Linked DNA regions of Homo sapiens: region 2 is linked to region 1. Evidence: read pairs that join two places in POLR2A ChIA-PET (ENCODE). Cell type or tissue: Caco-2. All regions are shown on one strand. Each heading gives the region's core, and the rest is flanking DNA. Links, peaks and the distances in the headings are about the cores only.

The links. ChIA-PET counts read pairs that join two places held together with the same protein. Peaks named below come from ENCODE experiments on the same cell type or tissue, not always from the same donor. Only the 100,000 strongest peaks of a DNase experiment are listed, where the experiment ranks them.
Region 2: POLR2A ChIA-PET joins it to region 1 with 7 read pairs; 2 of 35 experiments call an interaction of 5 or more read pairs at or near these places.

Annotation. Positions count from the first base shown.
Region 1 is chr4:158,294,690-158,302,851 of GRCh38, forward strand. No RefSeq gene overlaps it. Among named protein-coding and RNA genes, the nearest start is that of TMEM144, 88 kb to the left of the region's middle. RefSeq lists a silencer at 7,868-8,162. In Caco-2, for the core only: no CTCF peak of the experiment used is centred there; DNase peaks (open chromatin) are centred at 4,122 and 4,852.
Region 2 is chr4:158,658,955-158,666,186 of GRCh38, forward strand. No RefSeq gene overlaps it. Among named protein-coding and RNA genes, the nearest start is that of C4orf46, 9.3 kb to the right of the region's middle. RefSeq lists an enhancer at 508-1,014. In Caco-2, for the core only: no CTCF peak of the experiment used is centred there; no DNase peak of the experiment used is centred there.

The DNA.
Region 1 (8,162 bases), core at 2,859-5,358:
CACCTGAAAAAGTACAAATGTCCTCTCCTTGGAAATATCTTGGATACATACTAAGATATTCCCAGTCAGTAAGACCTCAAAAGGTTAAATACTAGCAGCTTACATACCTTAAATTATTATCAAAAATTACTAGGTGATATTAACTGGCTTCATCCCACCTTGGGCATAACTACTGATAAGTTGCAAAATCTGTTTTCTATCCTAAAGGGCAATACAGCCCTAGACTTTCCCAGGTATTTAACTACTGCAGCAAAAAGAGAAATTGAGGAAATAGAGCACGCTATTTCTCAGAGGCAACTAGATCTCACAGACCCAAAATATTCAGTTCAATTGTTTGTTTTTCCTACTAAACATTCCCCAACAGGATTAATAGGATGGAGGCCCCAGGGCTACACTTCCTAGAGTGGGTTATTTGCTCACATACAGGGACTAAAACTCTATCTTCCTATATCCAGCTAGTTAATAAAGTCATCTATTCAGGCCACAGATGATGCAATCAGTTGCTAGGTTATGACCCTGATGTCATCAGAATTCCTTTAAGCAAAAAGCAATTTGAAGCAGTATTGCCCCATCTCTAGATTTTCAGATAGCACTCTCTGATTACACAGGCCATATAGAGCATGCCCTTCCTGCTGATAAACTACTTCAGTTCTTATCTTGTACTCCTGTAGTTGTGCCTACAAAAGAAGTTCACTCTCCCATACCTAACACTTTAACGCTTTTTACTGATGGCTCTGGTAAACATGGAAAAGCGGCTATCTGGTGGAAACCACATAATTCCCTCATTCGTTCTGGATTTACTAGCCCTCAGAGAGCTGAGGTTGAAGCCTTAATATTGGCCCTGGAAATTTTTTCCACTCAGACTATCAACATTGTTAGTGATCCTGCTTACTCTGTTTATTTATTGCAGAACCTTAAACCAGCCCTCATTAAGTCCACTCTTGAGCCCACCCTGTGTGCACTTTTTCTGCTACTTCATCAATTGCTAGATCAATGTACACATCCTATTTTTATAACACACATTTGAGCCCACACCTCACTGCCTGGCCTACTAGTTCATGGTAAGAATCAAGCAGGCCTGCAAATTATGATGTCACTACTTGACCAAGCCACCCAATAGCATCAGTTTTTCCACCAAAGTTGGAGAAACTTAACTAAACAATTTCAACTTACCCAAAGACTAGCTAAACAAATTATCCTGCAATGCTCAGATTGCCAGCTCACAGGCACATCCCCCTCCTTCAACAGGTGTTAACCCTAGAGGACTAGAACCTAATCAGTTATGGCAAACAGATGTTACACACATCCCTGAATTTGGAAAACTAAGATATGTACATGTATCCATTGATACCAATTCTCACCTAGTTAGCACACATGCTTTTCCTGGAGAGTCCACTCAATATGTTATTAAACATCTTCTCTTAACTTTTGCTTTTATGGGGCAGCCCACAAAAATTAAAACTGATAATGATCTGGCTTATGCCAGCTCACAATTTCAACAATTTTGTCACACATGAAACATCCAACATTCCGGAGGCATCCCGTATAGCCCCCAAGGACAGGCCATATTAGAATGTGCCCACTCCACTCTTAAAAATATGCCCAGAAAACAAAAAAGGGGGAATATGAGTAAGGACCCTGCAACACTACTAGCACAAGCACTATTTATCCTTAATTTAAAAAATTTAGATGATACATTTCAATCAGCCATAGAAAAGCACTTTGCTAAAACTTCTCAAGACATAAAACCTGCAGATTTATGGAAAGATGTAAATAGTAATGTATGGTGTGGTCCAAATGATTTGCTAAAATGAGGAAGAGGATATGCTTGTGTTCACACCCCCTCAGGTCCTCTTTGGATTCCAGCACAATGCATCAAACCATACCATGGCGGGGCTAGGACCCAACCCGGTACCCGAAATGAAGGAGTTAACCCTACAAGACCCACAGCCCCGGACAATGTGGCTTCCACAGATGACACAAGCCCCAAACATCACCTGGGGGATGCTGAAGAAGATGACTTAGGAGGCTGAGCAAATCCTGCTCTGGACACAGACACCATTCACTCCAGATAATCTGTTCCTTGCTATGCTTTCTGTTGTACATCGCAACTCTTGTAGGACCTTTTTTATTCTCTCACTTTGCCTGCAACCTGTACCTGCTACACTCTATTAAGCCCATCTTCTAAATCCTCCTTTTTTCTGCCCTGTTACTTAGGCAGATACCCCCTTCCCAGCCTCTAATAACATAACTGTTTGGCTGGGAGGGATAGATTTACCCCCAGTGGGGTCCCTCATTAATGGCACACATTGGACTAAGGTGCCAGGTAACAGTACATATCACTCCACTATCTTCCCACTGTGTGTTAGTTATAAAAGTTCTAACCCTTACTGTGTACCTGCCCAAACACAATTATGGCTACATCATGGCAAAGGAAATGCCTTAACAGTCTTAGTTGCAGGTAGCCTCAAACTGGGCCACGCAATTAATGCCACTTTCCCAAACATTCCTCCCTGTGCTAAAGAACAAAGTCAGGAAAGTAATGGATTCCATTTTAGCTGGGAGGTCTGTCACGGGGACAAGCCCATAGTCCCCAGTTAGGCAATTATAACATCTTAGACTGGAGCCCCCACAGCCATTTGCAGGGCGATTGTACTGATGTCCACGTCTATCATGGCATCAATGACAGTTTCATAGCCACGTCCCATTCCCCTATAATTTGGGCCAATAAGGGAATGGGATATCCCAGACCCCACGTAAGGTCCATGCCACCCCAGTACAATTTATGGCACCTGGGACATCTTGGCACCTCCCTTAACACCTGGCATGGGACATATCATAATCCAGTCACAATAATACTATGACCTTTTTTCATAATCACACTGATCAGTGCCTGATTTACACTACCCATCCATATGTTTTCCTTATGTGAGCCAATATTTCTATTACACCCTAAAACTCCTCGTTTGTGACCCGAGTGCAGGGACAGGCTTGGTTCGCCTCTTGTATCACTAATTATAATATATCTAATTTAAATATTACTAGTGTCATGGTACTGAGGAGACAATCTGAGGTTTTCCTACTAGTCAATTTAACATGCAATTGGCAAGGTTCCTCTGCCCTTGCCACCTTAGAACATGCCCTATCCCAGATCAGACACAAAAGATTCAGTTACACTGATAGCCTTTATAGTCTCAGCCATAGTCATCCTAGCAACTGCTAGTGTTGCTATAGCCATCTATTACTGAATCAGTACAAACAGCTACTTTTGTAGATAACTTGGCCAGTAATGTGTCTAATGAACTTCTCTTACAGCAGGGTATAGATCAAAAGATTCTTGCACATCTGCAAGCCCTCAAGGCTTCCTTGGAATATGTGGGGGAGCGACAAGATGCGTTGGCATTTTGACAGCAATTAAACTGTGACTGGGAGCATAAGCATACCTGTGTCACTTCTCTACCTCGGAATCAATTGACACATAGTTGGGATGAGGTGAAACAACACCTCTGGGGAATCTTACAAGATAATTTAACAGCAGACATAAGGCAACTTAAAACTAGAATTTTGGAATCCCTAAATGCCGTAGATCTACACACCCAACAAACAGCCATATGGAAGGATGTGTGAGAACATCTCTCTTGGATAAAACCCCACTCCTGGTGGGGGTCACTCCTTGATTGGAAAAGAATGTTACTGATTATACTCATGTTTGTCTTATGTTATTTACTAATTCTAGGATGCAAAGCCACAACATGAGCAGTGACTTCTGCGCCAGACAAACCTGTTGCTGCACACATCTGTGCTCTTCAATTAACAAAACCTGATGCAAAAAACAACAACAACAACAAAAAAAAAAAAACAAACAGAAAAGGGGTAGATATAGAAGATCAGTCAGGCTGGTGCGAGAAATTATAAGAAAAAGATGCAAACCTTATTGGAAGGCCAGGAGGTTTTGCAAAAGCTTCAAAAGAGGATTTGGCTGAAGGCAGCTGAATTCTCTCAGGGTAGATAACAAGGAAGTGCAAGGGAATTGATTTAGATAAGTTAGTTTGCTTAGGCCTTGGAACCTGGCCTTTAATCATCCGCACACAGGACTGCTCTCTGGGGAATGGTGGGGTGGTGAGGGAGGGCGTGACCATGTTAATTACCCACAAGTTGTGTTGACTCAAAGCTTTTGTCATTAAATCTGTACTAAATAAATGCCCACAGCACCGGCTTGTCAGGGCTGTGGCTGCTGTGACTCTTTATGGCACCCTCCTCAGTGTCTGTGAGCCGCCTGGTCCCCTAGCCACCGGCCCAGGCAAAAAATCTGTGTCTGCATACATTTGTTCGTCTGTCGCTCCACCAGCGTCTGCAGGTCAGACCCTGCAGGCATGGTGGCTCATGCCTGTAATCCCAGCACTTTGGGAGGCCAAGGCAGGTGGATCATCTGAGGTCAGGAGTTTGAGACCAGCCTGCCCAACATGGTGAAACCCCATCTCTACTAAAAATACAAAAATTTAGCCAGGCGTGGCAATGTGGAACTGTAATCCCAGCTACTTGGGAGGCCGAGGCAGGAGAATCGCTTGAACCTGGAAGGTGGAGGTTTCAGTAAGCCAAGATCGTGCTATTGCACTCCAGCCTGGATGACAAGAGGGAAACTCTGTCTCACAAAACCAAACCAAACCAAACAAAACAAAAAAATACAGGCAAGCTCAGAGAGTACTGTAATAAATATTTCTCTATCCAACATGCAGAATGAACAAAGGTTAATGTGTAACTTTTGTTTCAGATGTTTTCATATAAAGTAGATGTAAGACTTGGTGAAAATAGGGTTATCTTGCAGCTGGACTGAAACAGCACTATGCTTATCTGCAGGGATGCACGGAAGTCTGGTATGACCCTTGGCCAAAGTAGGATTAGGTATACTAGTTAATGATTTATATTATGCTGTTTAAAAACTGAAACTCTTTTGGAAGGACTCTGTACTAACTAGCTTACTTAGTTTAAAAATATATAAATTACTGGTTTGCACCTAGTTTGACCAATTTTACAGCCTGGCTTTAGCTGTGTGGCTCGGAGTATATGAAAGACCTCTCTACATATTTATTTCCTGGGCTCCCCTAAAACTAGGATAGCCTGTGCATATCTTGATGGTTCATTATCTGAAGTTGACATATGCTGTGCAACTGAAAAAGGGCCCTAGGGCTGTGTCTGGTAGTTTTCAGACCTCCCTATGATTGCTTGCACTTTCTTTCTACGTTTGTGTTGAGCCGTATTTTTTACCTTTACCATCTGTTTGTTGTTGCTATATAGAAATGCAATTGCTTTTGGTACATTTATTTTGCATCCAAGAAAATTGACCAGCTCATAATTTCTAAAATAGAGCTACAAATCTTTGGGATTTTCTAACTACACGCACATATCATCAGTACATAATATTTTTTATTTTTAATCCCTGTTTTTTTTTATTGCACTGAATAGAAATTCCAGGAAAATGTTAAACAAAGTGACGTTAGCAGTTACTGTTGTCTTTTTCCTGTTGTTAAAAGGAATGCTTTCGATATGTCACCATTATTTATGGTGTTTACCTTTTAACAGATTAAGGAATTTCACTTTGTACTTGATTTTTGTTTGAGGTTTTGCTGTTCCTTTTTAATCTTAAATACTTCTTGTATTTTATAAATTCTTTTTCTGTATCAGAAATAATGACATGATTTTACTTTTTTATTCTTTTAGTATGGCAAATTACATTAATTTTCTAGTGTTAAACACCTTCTTGGGGAATAAGCTCAATTTGTTGTGCATATGTATATGTACACATACATACACACACATTGATTTATATATATTGCTACATTCAATGTATTAATATTTCTGTTTAATATTTTTGCATTTTAATAGACAATGTGACTTGTGATTTTCCCTCTTCCTAGTGTACTCAGTAATTATCAAGAGAATACTAAAATATATTTCAGGTGCTCCTCATTGCATCTGATGGTTTAGTGCCTATCCTCTGCTATTCTAGAATTCTACCATTTGCGTTGCGAGTCAGGAGCCTAGTTCTTTCTATAACAGCTCCAACCGTTCTCTCTAACAGAGAAAACAGCCATTACTGATGTAACCAATGATCCTCATGTCCCACTTCACAGTAGATTCTTACTGACTTTGTGAGCAGAATGTCCTCTAGGTCTTCCTGAGGAAAATATTAGCATTCCCAATTCTCTGAACCTATCCCTTCCTTCGCAACTGGCCACAACAGCTCTTTGCCTTTTCTTTGATTGCAGGTCATACCTCACAGGCTTCTGGGTGCCAATCTAGAAAGTATTACCACAGCTCATGCCTGAGTGTTAAAAACTGTGTCACATAGAATGCTCCCTATTGACAAACTTTCCTTTGTTTAGCAGAAGCCCTCAAGACAGTGTCATCCAACACAAGGTAACCATATTCTGCACTTCCTTTGTCCTACAATATTTCCTCCTTTGACAGCCCCATCACATCCCTCATCAAGATAAGCTGAGATTTGACTTGCTATGGTTTTGTTGGTCAGTGGTGAATATGAGGGCCGATTGCTTTTTGACAAGCATTGTTTTTGAGACTTCTATTCTGGAACATGAGAGAATTTACCACTCTGCAAAAGATTCAAGGGAAGCTGGATTCAAGGTTCTCAAATGCATCACCTTAGGTCTCAAGTTTCAGGGTTTCACTCCTTCCCTAGCAGTGTCCTCGCTTCAGCATGGGAGACTTACCAACACTGAAAATTCAGCCTCCCTTGAAGCCTCTTCCACTTCTACAATTAAGTCCTGGGCCTAAATCATCAGCTCTGTTGGCCCTCTGGCTGTGGAAGATGAGAGTTTCGTGAAACACTTTCAAAAAGTCCTTTGAATGTCACTCTAAACTTTAAGTTCTTAATATATGTAAGCCTGTCATTTTCTCTTTTCAACAAATCATTTGCGATTAGCAGCAGACATCCAACTCCATAGTCCTTATAGTTATGATTTCCCCAATCTTCTCAAATGCTCAAGAAACTATACTGTCTCATGTATCTTCTTTCATCTGTATCCCATCCCAGCTCACCACAGGGGAAAGTCTTAGCAATCTTACTGGTCCAACATGCTAGTCACTATTAATATTCCACCTACCACCAGTAACTGGATCTTTTTTGTAATCCAGCTGAGAAGAGTCAAATCCTACCCTAATGGTCTGTTTCATAGGCCCACTCCTGGCACACAACTATCCAAGATGTGGTTCCCTAGAAGCAGAGCCTGAGAAAAGGATTCTTGTTCAAAATTTATTCAGGGAGTGGAGAAGGAGAGGAAAGAACGAGCTTAGGGGAGGGAAACACAAATGAAGTGAAAATAAAGTTTCAGATGGAGACTGTTTTCAACCTGATCTTACAAGTGAGCTCTAAGCACAAGTCACCCCCACAGAGTTGGTTACCCTTGAGATAAGAAGACTGGCTTTTTATACCCTCTTGTCATTCAGACATTGGCTGAGGGCTGTCCCTGGAGGATGGTGCATAACTTTCCAGGTGATCTGCATACCATCATCTCAGGGCATTTCTTCAGAGAGGAAGAGCAGTTATGAGCTGTTAGTAGCTAATAGCCCCTGGGGCATGGGCGTACTGGCCAAATGAAAGGAATCTGGGCAAGGCATTGCAGCATATTTTATGGCCACACTTCAGAACTGGGTTACAAAAAGTGGCTACCTCTTCTATAATCAGGAAGTCACTTGTTTCAGAACCACCCTTTCACAGCTATAATTTGTCACTACAATAAGCAAAGGACCATACACAAGGAACCAGCATAATCAGAAAATCACTGTAATTCTGCTATCAGTGTCTCAAGATCTAAGCCAAATTGTTCCAATCTACATTAAAAAAAAAAATAGATGCTCTCCACCCTGCCTTTCAATATGCATGAAAAAGTAGCACATGGTCCCTGAGGCCTCTGCCAAAATTCCAGAAAGAGGAAGAATGTTCTACAACTTTGCTTGCCAAAAGGAGCAAAACCAGCATATCCTGATCCTGCATGAGCACATCTGATTGTTTCTGAATCATGCTGGAATTTCACTTCAAGGAGCCTGGGAACCGTGCTTTAATGCTCCTATACAGTTCTCATTCAAGAAGTCACACCAGAAGGAGAGAGAAATGGATGGTCAGCCCCAGTCCACCAAATACATCT
Region 2 (7,232 bases), core at 4,728-7,227, 370 kb after region 1:
GGTGCTTTTCTAGTTTCTCCTATAACAATGATTTCTAGTATCAACTTCAGGACTCTGTTACCTTCTTTAGGCACCCAGGCTCACCAATCAGAAAGACATAATTTTTGCCCAAAGCCCCATCATAGGGGGAACTATCTGGAATTTTAGGATACCTCCTCAGACAAGCAGGCGTAACAAAAGCTATTCCTGAAGCTAGGATATGGGGAGCCTCAGAAATTGTATCCTTCCTGTTCATATAAGTGAGGACAAAAGGCATCACTCTTCCAACTCTGGAGATCCCTTCCCTCCCTCAGGGTATGGCCCTCCACTTCATTTTTGGGGCATAACATCTTTATAGGACACGGGTAAGGTCACAATACTAACAGGAGAATGCTTAGGACTCTAACAGGTTTTCGAGAATGTGTCGGTAAGGGCCACTAAATCCAATTTTTCTTGGTCCTCTTTGTGGTCTAGGAGGACAGGCAAGGTTGCAGGTTTTTGAGAATGTGTCAGTAAGGGCCACTAAATCCAACCTTCCTCAGTCCTCTTTGTGGCCTGGGAGGAAAACTAGTGTTTCTGCTGCTGCGTCAGTGAGTGCGACTATTCCAATCAGCAGGGTCCAGGGATGGTTGCAGGTTCTTGGGCAGGGGTTGTTTCTGCTGCTGCGTCGGTAAGCACAACTATTCTGATCAGCAGGGTCCAGGGACCATTGCAGGTTCTTAGGCAGAGGGAGAAACAAAACAAACCAAAACTGTGGGTGGTTTTGTCTTTCAGATGGGAAACACTCAGGCATCAACAGGCTCACCCTTGAAATGCATCCTAAGCCATTGGGGCCAATTTGACCCACAAACCCTGAAAAAGAGGCAGCTCATTTTTTTCTGCACTATGGCCTGGCCCCAATATTCTCTCTCTGATGGAGAAAAATGGCCACCTGAGGGAAGTACAAATTACAATACTATCCTGCAGCTTGACCTTTTCTGTAAGAGCGAAGGCAAATATGGAGAGAAATACCTTATGTCCTAGCTTTCTTTTCATTGAAGGAGAATACACAACTATGCAAAGCTTGCAATTTACATCCCACAGGAGGACCTCTCAGTTTACCCCCATATCCTAGCCTCCCTGTAGCTCCCCTTACTATTAATGATAATCCTCCTCTAATCTCCCCTGCTCAGAAAGAAATAAGCAAAGAAATCTCCAAAGGACCACAAATCCCCCCGGACCATCAGTTATGTCCCCTTCAAGCTGTAGGGGGAGGGGAATTTGGCCCAACCTGGGTACATGTCCCCTTCTCCCTCTCTGATTTAAAGCAGATCAAGGCAGACCTGGGGAAGTTTTCAGATGATCCTGATAGGTATATAGATGTCCTACCGGGTCTAGGGCAAACCTTCGATCTCACTTGGAGAGATGTCATGCTACTGTTAGATCAAACCCTGGCCTTTGATGAAAGGAATGCAGCTTTAGCTGCAGCCTGAGAGTTTGGAGATACTTGGTATCTTAGTCAAGTAAATGATAGAATGACAGCCAAAGAAAGGGATAAATTCCCTACTGGTCAGCAAGCCATCCCCAGTATGGATCCCCATTGGGACCCTGACTCAGATCATGGGGACTGGAGTCATAAACATCTGTTGACCTGTGTTCTAGAAGGACTAAGGAGAATTAGGAAAAAGCCCATGAATTATTCAATGATGTCCGCCATAACTCAGGGAAAGGAAGAAAATCCTTCTGCCTTCCTTGAGCGGCTATGGGAGGCCTTAAGAAAATATACTCCCCTGTCACCTGAATCACTCAAGATTCAATTGATTCTAAAAGATAAGTTTATTACCCAATCAGCAGCAGATATCAGAAGAAAGCTCCAAAAGCAAGCCCTGGGCCCTGAACAAAATTTGAAGGCATTATTAAACCTAGCAACCTCGGTGTTCTATAATAGGGACCAAGAGGAACAGTCCCAAAAGGAAAAGTGAGATCAGAGAAAGGCCACAGCCTTAGTCATGGCCCTCAGACAAACAAACCTTGGTGGTTCAGAGAGGACAGAAAATGGAGCAGGCCAATCACCTGGTAGGGCTTGTTATCAGTGTGGTTTACAAGGACACTTTAAAAAAGATTATCCAATGAGAAACAAGCCAACCCCTCCTCCATATCCACTATGCCGAGGCAATCACTGGAAGGTGCACTGCTCCAGAGGACAAAGATTCTTTGGGTCAGAAGCCCCCAACCAGATGATCCAACAACAGGATTAAGAGTTCCTGGGGCAAGCGCCAGCTCATGTCATCACCCTCCCTGAGCCCCAGGTATGTTTAACCATTGAGGGCCAGGAAATTGACTTCCTCCTGGACATTGGCATGGCCTTCTCAGTGTTAATCTCCTGTCCTGGACGACTGTCCTCAAGGTCTGTTACCATCCGAGGAATCCTGGGACAGCCTGTAACCAGGTATTTCTCCCACCTCCTCAGCTGTAATTGGAGACTTTGCTCTTTTCACATGCCTTTCTTGTTATGCCTGAAAGTCCCACACCCTTATTAGGGAGGGATATATTAGCAAAGGCTGGAGCTATTATCTACATGAATATGGAGAACAAGTTACCCATTTTTTGTCCCCTACTTGAAGAGGGAATCAACCCTGAAGTCTGGGCATTGGAAGGACACTTTGGAAGGGCAAAATATGCCCATGCAGTCCAAATCAGGCTAAAAGACCCCACCACTTTTCCTTCTCAAAGGCAATATCCCTTAAGGCCTGAAGCTCATAAAGGTTTACAGGATATTATTAAACATTTAAAAGCTCAAGGCTTACTAAGGAAATGTGGCAGTCCCTGCAACACCCCAATTCTAGGAGTACAAAAACCAAACGGTCAGTGGAGACTAGTGCAAGATCTTAGACTCATCAATGAGGCAGTAATTCCTCTATATCCAGTTGTACCCAACCCCTATACCTTGCTCTCTCAAATAACAGAGGAAGCAGAATGGTTCACTGTTCTGGACCTCAAGGATGCCTTCTTCTGTATTCCCCTGCACTCTGACTCCCAGTTTCTCTTTGCCTTCCAGGATCCCACAGACCACACATCCCAACTTACGTGGACAGTCTTGCCCAAAGGGTTTAGGGATAGCTCTCATCTATTTGGTCAGGCACTGGCCCAAGATGTAGGTCACTTCTCAAGTCCAGGCACTCTGGTCCTTCAGTATGTGGATGATTTACTTTTGGCTGTCAGTTTGGAAGCCTCATGCCAGCAGGCTACTCTAGATCTCTTGAACTTTCTAGCTAATCAAGGGTACAAGGTGTCTAGGTCGAAGGCCCAGCTTTGCCTACAGCAGGTCAAATATCTGGGCCTAATCTTAGCCAGAGGGACCAGGGCCCTCAGCAAGGAACAAATACAGCCTATACTGGCTTATCCTCACCCTAAGACATTAAAACAGTTGCAGGGGTTCCTTGGAATCACCGGCTTTTGGCGACTATGGATCCCCGGATACAGCGAGATAGCTGGGCCCCTCTATACTATAATCAAGGAGACCCAGAGGGCAAATACTCATCTAGTAGAATGGGAACCAGGGGCAGAAACAGCCTTCAAAACCTTAAAGCAGGCTATAGTACAAGCTCCAGCTTTAAGCCTTCCCACAGGACAAAACTTTTCTTTATACATCACAGAGAGAGCAGGGATAGCTCTTGGAGTCCTTACTCAGACTCGTGGGACAACCCCACAACCAGTGGCCTACCTAAGTAAGGAGTTGATATAGTAGCAAAAGGCTGGTCTCACTGTTTATGGGTAGTTGCGGCGGTGGCCGTCTTTGTGTCAGAGGCTATCAAGATAATACAAGGAAAGGATCTCACTGTCTGGACTACTCATGATGTAAATGGCATACTAGGTGCCAAAGGAAGTTTATGGCTATCAGACAACCGCCTACTTAGATACCAGGCACTACTCCTTGAGGTACCTGTGCTTCAGATACATACGTGCGTGGCCCTCAACCCTGCCACTTTTCTCCCAGAGGATGGGGAACCAATTGAGCATGACTGCCAACAAATTATAGTCCAGACTTATGCTGCCCGAGATGATCTCTTAGAAGTCCCCTTAGCTAATCCTGACCTTAACCTGTATACCGATGGAAGCTTATTTGTGGATAATGGGATATGAAGGGCAGGTTATGCCATAGTTAGTGATGTAACCGTACTTGAAAGTAAGCTTTTCCCCCACGGACCAGTGCCCAGTTAGCAGAAATAGTGGCACTTACCCGAGCCTTAGAACTGGGAAAGGGAAAAAGAATAAATGTGTATACAGATAGCAAGTATGCTTATCTAATCCTACATGCCCATGCTGCAATATGGAAAGAAAGGGAGTTCCTAACCTCTGGGGGAACCCCCATTAAATACCACAAGGAAACCATGGAGTTATTGCACGCAGTGCAAAAACCCAAAGAGGTGGCAGTCTTACACTGCCGAAGCCATCAAAAAGGGGAAGGTGAGGGGAGAACAGCAGCATAAGCAGCCGGCAGAGGCAGAGAAAGACCAGCAGAGAGAGAGATACAAAGTCAAAGAAGGAAAGAGAGAAAGAGACAGAAAGGAAAGAGAGAGAGACAAAAAGTCAAAGAAAGAAGGAGAGAGAGAGGAAGAGACAGACAAAGAAGGAGTCAAAGAGAGAGACAGAGAGGAAGAGAGAGACAAAGAAGTCAAAGAGAAAGAGAGATGGAAGTAGTAAAGAAAAAACGGTGTACCCTATTCCTTTAAAAGCCAGGGCAAATTTAAAACCTACAATTGGTAATTTAAGGTCTTCTCTGTAACCCTATAACACTCCAATACCACCTTGTTGTCAGTGTAAACAAGGGCATAGCCTGAAAGCACTGAGGCCACTGACAACCCATAGCCTTCCTATCAAAAATCCTTAACCCAGCAGGTTTCCTAATAGGAGATCTAAATCTGAAGGTCTGACCACACATAGGAGGAACTCCCTTCAGGACAGGATGATAGATGGTTCCTCCCAGGCAATTAGGAAAAAAGACACAATGGGTATTCAGTAAGTGATAAGGAAACTCTTACAGAAGCAGAGTTAGGAAAATTGCCCAATAATTGGTCTGCTTAAACGTTCGAGCTGTTTGCACTCAGCCAAACCTTAAAGTACTTGCAGAATCAGGAAGGAGCCATCTATACCAATTTTAAGTTAATATGGACTGAACAAGGTCTTATTAATAGCAAAGAATAATTGAAATCCCAAACTTACAAGGTTTTCAACTAAAGTAAAGTTTGCTAAAAGTTAGTAGTGTAACATGCGTTATCATACTGCCACACACTCTCAAAGGATTTCTCAGTTTGCAGGAAGTGATGAAATCTATCCTTACTCTACAATCCCAAATAGACTCTTTAGCAGCAGTGACTCTCCAAAACTGCCAAGGCCTAGACCTCCTCACTGCTGAGAAAGGAGGACTCTGCACCTTCTTAGGGGAAGAGTGTTGTTTTTACACTAACCAGTCAGGGATAGTACGAGATGCTGCCTGGTGTTTCAGGAAAAGGCTTCTGAAATCAGACAACGCCTTTCAAACTCTTATACCAACTTCTAGAGTTGGGCAACATGGCTTCTCCTCTTTCTAGGTCCCGTGGCAGCCATGTTGCTGTTACTCGCCTTTGGACCCTGTATTTTTAACCTTCTTGTCAAATTTGTTTCCTCTAGAATCGAGGCCATCAAGCTACAGATGGTCTTACAAATGGAACCCCAAATGAGCTCAACTAACAACTTCTACCGAGGACCCCTGGACCGACCTGCTGGCCCTTCCACTGGCCTAAAGAGTTCCCCTCTGGAGGACACAACTGCAGGGCCACTTCTTCGCCCCTATCCAGCAGGAAGTAGCTAGAGCAGTCATCAGCCAAATTCCCAACAGCAGTTAAGGTATCCTATTTAGAGGGGGGGATTGAGAGATGACAATGTGCTAGCAGCCCTGGCTCGCTCTTGGCGCCTCCGCAGCCTCGGTGTCCACTCTGGATGCACTGGAGGAGCCCTTCAGCCTGCCGCTGCACTGTGGGGGCCCCTCTCTGGGGCTGGCCGAGGCCGGAGCCGGCTCCCTCTGTTCACGGGGAGGTGTGGAGGGAGAGGCATGGGTGGGAGCTGGGGCTGTGCACGGTGCTTGCGGGCCGGCGTGGGTTCCAGGTGGGCTTGATCGAGGAACGAGCTCCCTCTGGGCTGCTGGAGTGCCTGGGCTAGGTGCCACGAAGTCCCACGGCAAGTGCCATCAAGAGGTGAAGCCGGCTAGGCTTCTGGGTCAGGTGGGGACTTGGAGAACTTTTCTGTCTAGTTAAAGGATTGTAAAGGCACCAGTCAGCACTCTGTGTCTAGCTAAAGGTTTGTAAACTCACCAATCAGCGCTCTGTCAAAACAGACCAATCAGCTCTCTGTAAAACGGACCAATCAGCTCTCTGTAAAATGGACCGATCAGCTCTCTGTAAAATGGACTAATCAGTAGGATGTGGGTGGGGCCAGATAAAGGAATAAAAGCAGGCCACCTGAGCCAGCAGTGGCAATCTGCTAGGGTCCCCTTCCATGCTGTGGAAGCTTTGTTGTTTCGCTCTTCACAGTAAATCTTGCTGCTGGTCACTCTTTGGGTCTGCGCCCCCTTTATGAGCTGTTAACACTCACCGCGAAGGTCTGCAGCTTCACTCCTGAAGCCAGTGAGACCACGAGCCCACCAGAAGGAACGGACAATTCCAGACGTGCCGCCTTTAAGAGCTGTAACACTCACCGTGAAGGTCTGCAGCTTCACTCCTGAAGTCAGCGAGACCACAAACCCACCAGAAGGAAGAAACTCCGGACACATCTGAACATCTGAATGAACAAACTCCGGACACACCATCTTTAAGAACTGTAACGCTCACTGCGAGGGTCCGCAGCTTCATTCTTGAAGTCAGCGAGACCAAGAACCACCAATTCCGGACATACAGGGATTACAAGCTTGAGCCACCGTGCCCCATCATAAAGCTCTTAATATAGTACCTGGCACATCTTTCAAACTCAGAATTTTTGAAACATAACACATTTTTTTTTATGTTAACAATTTCATCTTACTGACTTTAGTCTCGAGTCTAAAAAATTTACATAAGCTCGGCACAGTGGCTCATGCCTGTAATCCTAGCACTTTGAGAGGCCAAGGCAGAAGAATCACCTGAGGTCAGGGGTTCAAGACCAGCCTGGCCAACATGGTGAAACCCCATCTCTACTAAAAATACAAAAATCAGCCGGATGTGGTGGCGTGCACCTGTAATCCCAGCGAGGGAGGCTGAGGC